Linked DNA regions of Homo sapiens: region 2 is linked to region 1. The links are chromatin loops, found by intact Hi-C in ENCODE. Cell type or tissue: heart right ventricle. All regions are shown on one strand. Each heading gives the region's core, and the rest is flanking DNA. Links, peaks and the distances in the headings are about the cores only.

Region 1 (2,925 bases), core at 297-2,796:
GAAGATGAGTTAAATTTGAATTTCAGATAAACAATGAATTTTTAGCATAAGTATGTTCCATATAATATCTGGAATGTAATTATACTAAAAAAAATTGTTCCTCTGCAATTTAAATTTAACTGGGCAGCTTCTGTTTTATCTAGCAACCCCTAACCTTGGTTTTCTCATCTGAAAAGATAAAAATAAATAACTGGTAATGTATCAGTGTCACCAAGTCTTCTACTTGTCTTTAAATATCCATCCTTGTCTTCTCCCTTAGTAACAGAACACTAAATTTTTAGCTGGGCTTGAAGCTACCCAACTAAATGATTACATTTCCTAGCCTCCCTTGCAGAAAGAAATGGCCATGTGACTAAGTTCTGCCCAAAGATGTGATGGAGAATATAGAGTAGAGAGATTTCTAGGAACTTGCCTTGAAAATAAAAGATTACATCCAGTTTTTGACTTCTTTTCCTTACATGGATGTAATGGCTGAAATTCTAACAAATTCCGTTCTAGGCCATAAGGATTTGCTGCATGCCCTGAGGGTTGGCAGACACAAGAGCTGAAAACATTAGGCAGTAATGACCATTGGCCACAGTCCTTACCTTGGCTGCATGTTAGAATTTTCTGGGCACTGTTGAAAACTCCCCATGCCCCAAACAATTAAATGAAAACTTCTGTGGACATCTGTACTTTTTAAATTTTAAAATTAATTGTTTCATTGATATAATTGTACATATTATTGCAGTACAATTTGATGTTTTGAGACTTATCTATTTTGGATAATGATCTAGTCAAGGTAGTTGGTGTATCCATCGCCCAGTGCATTTATTATTTCTTTGTGGTGAGAACATTCAAAAGCCTCTCTTCTAGCTATTTTGTAATATAGAATATCTTATTGTTAAACATTTAAAGCTTCCTAGGGTCACACTGTATGGCAAAGGAGAAAACAACTGCTTTAAGTTTTCTTCACTGATTTCCAAATAATACCCTACGAATAACAAGAATTGCTATGGCCATCCAATGGACATTACAATAGGGTAGTTTTCGACTGGGGTCCAGGATTCATGGATTGTTTTTTTAACCAAGCACTCCAGGTGGTGCTTATCTTCAGTCAGGTTTGGGAAGTGCTGTGTCAAGGTCAATGAGCATAAGAATCAGAATCACTTGGAGAGCTCATTTTTTTTTAATGAGATAGAGTATACATATCACAGAATTCACCAATTTCAAGTGTGTACTTAAAATTCAATGACTTTTAGTAAATGTACTGAGTGGCACCATAAATCATTTTATTTTTATATTTTGTAGCAACAGCCTCTCACTATGTTGCCCAGGTTGGTCTCGAACTCCTGGGCTCAAATGCTCCTCCCACCTCAGCCTCTCAAAGGGCTGGGATTACAGGCCCAAGCCTTTGCACTCGCCCTATAAATCAGTTTCAGAATATTTTCATCCCCCCAGTAAGATCCCTCCTGCCCATTTACAGTGAATTCTCATTCCCGCCTCTAGCCCCGGGAAACCACTAATCTATGTTCTGTCTTTATAAATTTGCCTTTTCTGGACATTGCATACAAATGGAATCATATAACATGTGGTCTCATGCCTGGCTTCTTTCACTTAGTGATGTTTTCATTTCACTTAGTAATGTTTTTGAAGTTCATTCATGACACAGCATATGCCAGGAGTTTGTTCTTTTTTTTGCTAAGTAGTATTTGATAATACCATGCAGCAAAAGTTTGCTGAAACCCAGACCCAGTCCTGGACTCCACCCACTTAGATATTCTTTCTCAGTTGAATTTGCATTTCTAACAAGCTCTCAGCTGGTCCTGATCCATAGACCACACCTTGAGTTGCACTGGTCCAGAAAATGCCAAACCGCAACTGACTCATTTAACACATCAGTCTACTAAGTACAATTTCCCAACTAGTGACAGAACTTCATCATGAAGTTCATATGAGTTCATCCTAAAGAGACTTATCGCCAGACTTTGCCTTTTATTTTTACATTGTCATCTACTGACAAAGGTGTCACTACACACAGATCCCTGCCAAAAGTTCAAAAGCCGTTTAGAAAATTAAAGGAAAATAAGATCATCAACACTCAGGATCATTACATTTGCCCAACAACTGCAAAGAAAATGTTTTGCTTCATTAACAATTAGTAAAGATAATTTGAAAAGACAAAAATTAAAATTATGCTAATACAGCAAACTGTCAATCATATACTTAAATATCAAATATTCATTGTTAATGAGAGTGCAGAAAAATAAGTGTTCCCATTTACAGCTGGCAGAAGATTAATTAGTAAAACTATCTTGGAGGATAACATCACAGTATTGTCCATATCAAGGTCTTTAAAATACTCGTGCCCCTTTCTCAGAGTCACAGAACTTGTGGTTGTAGCAATGATAGTTGAACCCAGATAGTCTCCAACGTCTGAGTTATTAACCACTACAGGACATTTCCTCTTAAAGGAGTTCACAGTCTACTTAGAGAACAGAGATTTCCACAGAGTAAATAAAGGAGCAAACTTTTATTTTTATGGAGGAAAGGCATGATAAAAATATAGTATGAATGGCTGGGCACAGTGGCTCATGCCTGTAATCCCAGCATGTTGGGAGGCCAAGGCAGGAGGATCACCTGAGGTCAGGAGTTCGAGACCAGACTGGCCAACAAAGTGGAAACCCGTTTCTACTAAAAATACAAAAATTAGCCAGCTGTGGTGGCACACACCTGTAATCCCAGCTACTCAGGAGGCTCAGATGGGAGAATTGCTTGAACCTGGAAGGTGGAGGTTGCAGTGAGCCAAGATTGTGCCACTGTACTCCAATCTGAGTGACAGAGCGAGACTCCTTCTCAAAAATAAAAAAAAATTAAAAATATCGTATGAATGGAACATGTAACAAGTCTTAAAATTTTCATATTAGAAAATGGATACTTGATTCC
Region 2 (2,925 bases), core at 252-2,751, 63 kb before region 1:
ACTTTCCTAAAGTTTCTGCTGTCATTTCCTGTCTGGCCTGACAAAATACCAGTTCTATTTTCTGGCCCAGCTTAAATTCACCCTTCTCTGTGATAGTCATGCACATGCATGTGTGCGTGCACACACACACGCACATGTATACACTCTCCAGGTTAGATACATTTGTAATATTTCCCTTCACTCTATTTTATGTAACTTGTAAGACTCAACACATTTTGCCATATACTTTTAACAAGGGTACCAATATCTACTTCTTTAAAAATTTCAAGAGTTTAAAAAAGAGAGAGCCTTTAAGCCAGTGTTGAATGCCCCAGAAGCTACTAACACAGTGCTTTCCATATTAATTATAATATTCATAATGTGATATGGATTTGTGGTTTATACAACCCTCACCTTGAGTCCCATCGAGTTCCTACCACCTCCCTATGAATTACACATTATTCTCCACAACTTACAATAAAGAAACAAAGGCAAGGGAGGGCACATCACATAGTCTATGAGACACAGAGCTAGGGTTTGAACCCAAGCCTGGTGCCAGAGCACATGGCTCTTTAATACACTGCTGTACCTTCAATAAGAAGCCTTAATACAGAACGGGATGGGATGGGATGGGATGGGGTGGAGTGGGATGGGATGGGGTGGAGTGGGATGGGATGGGGTGGAGTGAGATGGAGTGGGGTGGAGTGGGATGGGGTGGAGTGGAGTGGAGTGGGGTGGAGTGGGGTAGAGTGGGGTGGAGTGGAGTGGAGTGGCATAAAACGGATTAGAAAAACAGAACACAGTGAGGAGAAGGAAGGAGAGAATGGCGTGTGTCAGGAGAATAGCACACATTATCAGAGGAAAAAAGTAGGAAAAACAGTACAACGTGATCACTGCATCACATTTTTACAATAAAGCCACTTGTCCATTCCTTTTCTTCAAGGCAGTTCTGAGTATGAAAATGAGGGGAAAAAAGCCAAGAGAATGTTGAGGAAAAAACAGCGCTCCTTAGAAACACAAAGTATTGTTCATCTTGTCCCACTGATGAGGGAAATGACAAGGCTGGGTGCTCCCCCTTTCAGAATGTCCTGACCTAGCTATGCTGACATCAAGATCATTGAGAACAAGCAGATATTTCCTCTTCTTTCATCAAATGCAAAATTTATTTCTCCTTCTCTCTAGCAAGCTGATAAATGACAGAACAGAAGAGGACTAGATCTACCAGGCTCAGGTCCAGCTGAAAAGGACTGGTTCCAGAGGTGAGCTTGGGCCAAGTTTCTGACAGGTCATTAATCCCAATGGGGCAGCAGGCATGGAGGGCCATGCAAAAATCCAGGCCATAGTTACGGTCAGCAGCTGGGTGCCCAGAAATAAGGTAGCGAGGACCCGCTTCACAAGAATAAGTTTTATATCAGGATTCCATTTTTTAATGAATTTTGTGCAGAAAAAAATGGGTACCCTTTCCACAGACAAAATACTGTGTCACAGCTAGGAACTAAGATACAAAGAAACGTCTTGGTCACATCAACTATTCAAAGGCCCAGATGCAAGTCTAGGAGCAAAATCTCTTGCATGCCAAGTCACTGAATCTCCTCACTGGCAGCTGTACACTCATTAGGACTGACCAGGCTGCTCTGCCGGGTGAAAGTCAAGAGGTTCCATCTACAGGTACTCTGGGCCCTCTCCCCCTGGCCCTATCTGATTTCAAAGCAAGTTAAGGTCCCAGCTAAAATAATGGAAATTATGTATATTATGATTTGGAGTCTTAGAATGCCAGCCTAAACTATGGACCCATTGTCTATTGAAATGTTCCAGACTCTGAGAAAAAAAAAAAAAAAAAAAAAGATTAAACATGTGGTGTGATGAGGGACCAAGGCCACTCATTAATTCACTATTTTTCATTTATCAAACATGACAAATGAAAGACTGTTTCTGCTTTGAAGGTGCTCACACAAGACAGACATGTAAATAAATTACTATGTACTTTGAGTAAAGTGTCATGCCAGAGGCAAGCACATGTTACCTCGAGTTTACTGTGAAAGCTCAGAGGAGGAGCATCTTAATCAGACTTGGGAGAGGGCAGGCTTCCAGGAAGAGATGAGGCTTAGCTCAAATATTGTAAGATAAGAATGAGTCCACTGGATAATTGAAATAGAGAACATCTTGGAAAATACTTAGTTTACTCAGTATATATTTGCAGAGATCATATCAGGTACCAGACACTCTGCTAAGGACCAGGATATGGCAGTGAACAAATACACATGGTCCCTGGTTTCATGGAAATTGCACCTACGTACCTCACACCATAGACACTATATAAACTCTCAGTTGGTATCTCTGATAGGAAGAGAAATTTGAAAGAGATTTATCTCATAGAAGGTTGTTGCAAGAGGGTCAAAATGAATGAGGGTCAAGGAAAATCCAGAATTGAGCCTGGTATGTATACAACTAATGGCTTGGAGCCAAAGTCCCAGAGAACAGGATGGTGTGATAGGTAGCAGGTCAATAATCCAAGAAGATGGTCATATGCAATAGCCACATTGCTGAGTCTTTTGGTAGGTACCAAATCTTCATAACCTAGTGAGAGAAGGCAATGCAGGTATAATGGAAGGTGAATCCCCAGGTTCATCCTCCAAGTGAATACTTGGAGCAGAAGATGGATGTTAAGGAGGCTGAGCATTATCTCACTTCAGCAACCAAGAGGCAGGGAGGTAGAGAGAGGGTGACCCTTCAACTACAGAAGCCACCTGGTGTCTTGTATCAAGTACGGAGGAATAGTAGGTGCCAGGAAATGGGAGGGAATGATGGGCCCAGCCATTGGTAAGTCCCTGTGAGCCACTCCATGGACTCCTGAAGAGAAGGATAGAGGGATCTGGGAGGGTTGGAATCCTGAGGACTCCATGGTAGGAACTGAGCCAGGGTAAGAGTTTCGGTGTGGCTCCAGAA

What was found. Peaks named below come from ENCODE experiments on the same cell type or tissue, not always from the same donor. Only the 100,000 strongest peaks of a DNase experiment are listed, where the experiment ranks them.
Region 2: it touches region 1 in a loop (2.4-fold over the local background); 3 of 110 quality-filtered maps call a loop at or near these places.

What each region holds. Positions count from the first base shown.
Region 1 is chr22:34,243,470-34,246,394 of GRCh38, reverse strand. No RefSeq gene overlaps it. Among named protein-coding and RNA genes, the nearest start is that of LL22NC03-13G6.2, 34 kb to the right of the region's middle. In heart right ventricle, for the core only: no CTCF peak of the experiment used is centred there; no DNase peak of the experiment used is centred there.
Region 2 is chr22:34,306,573-34,309,497 of GRCh38, reverse strand. No RefSeq gene overlaps it. Among named protein-coding and RNA genes, the nearest start is that of LL22NC03-13G6.2, 97 kb to the right of the region's middle. In heart right ventricle, for the core only: no CTCF peak of the experiment used is centred there; a DNase peak (open chromatin) is centred at 1,231.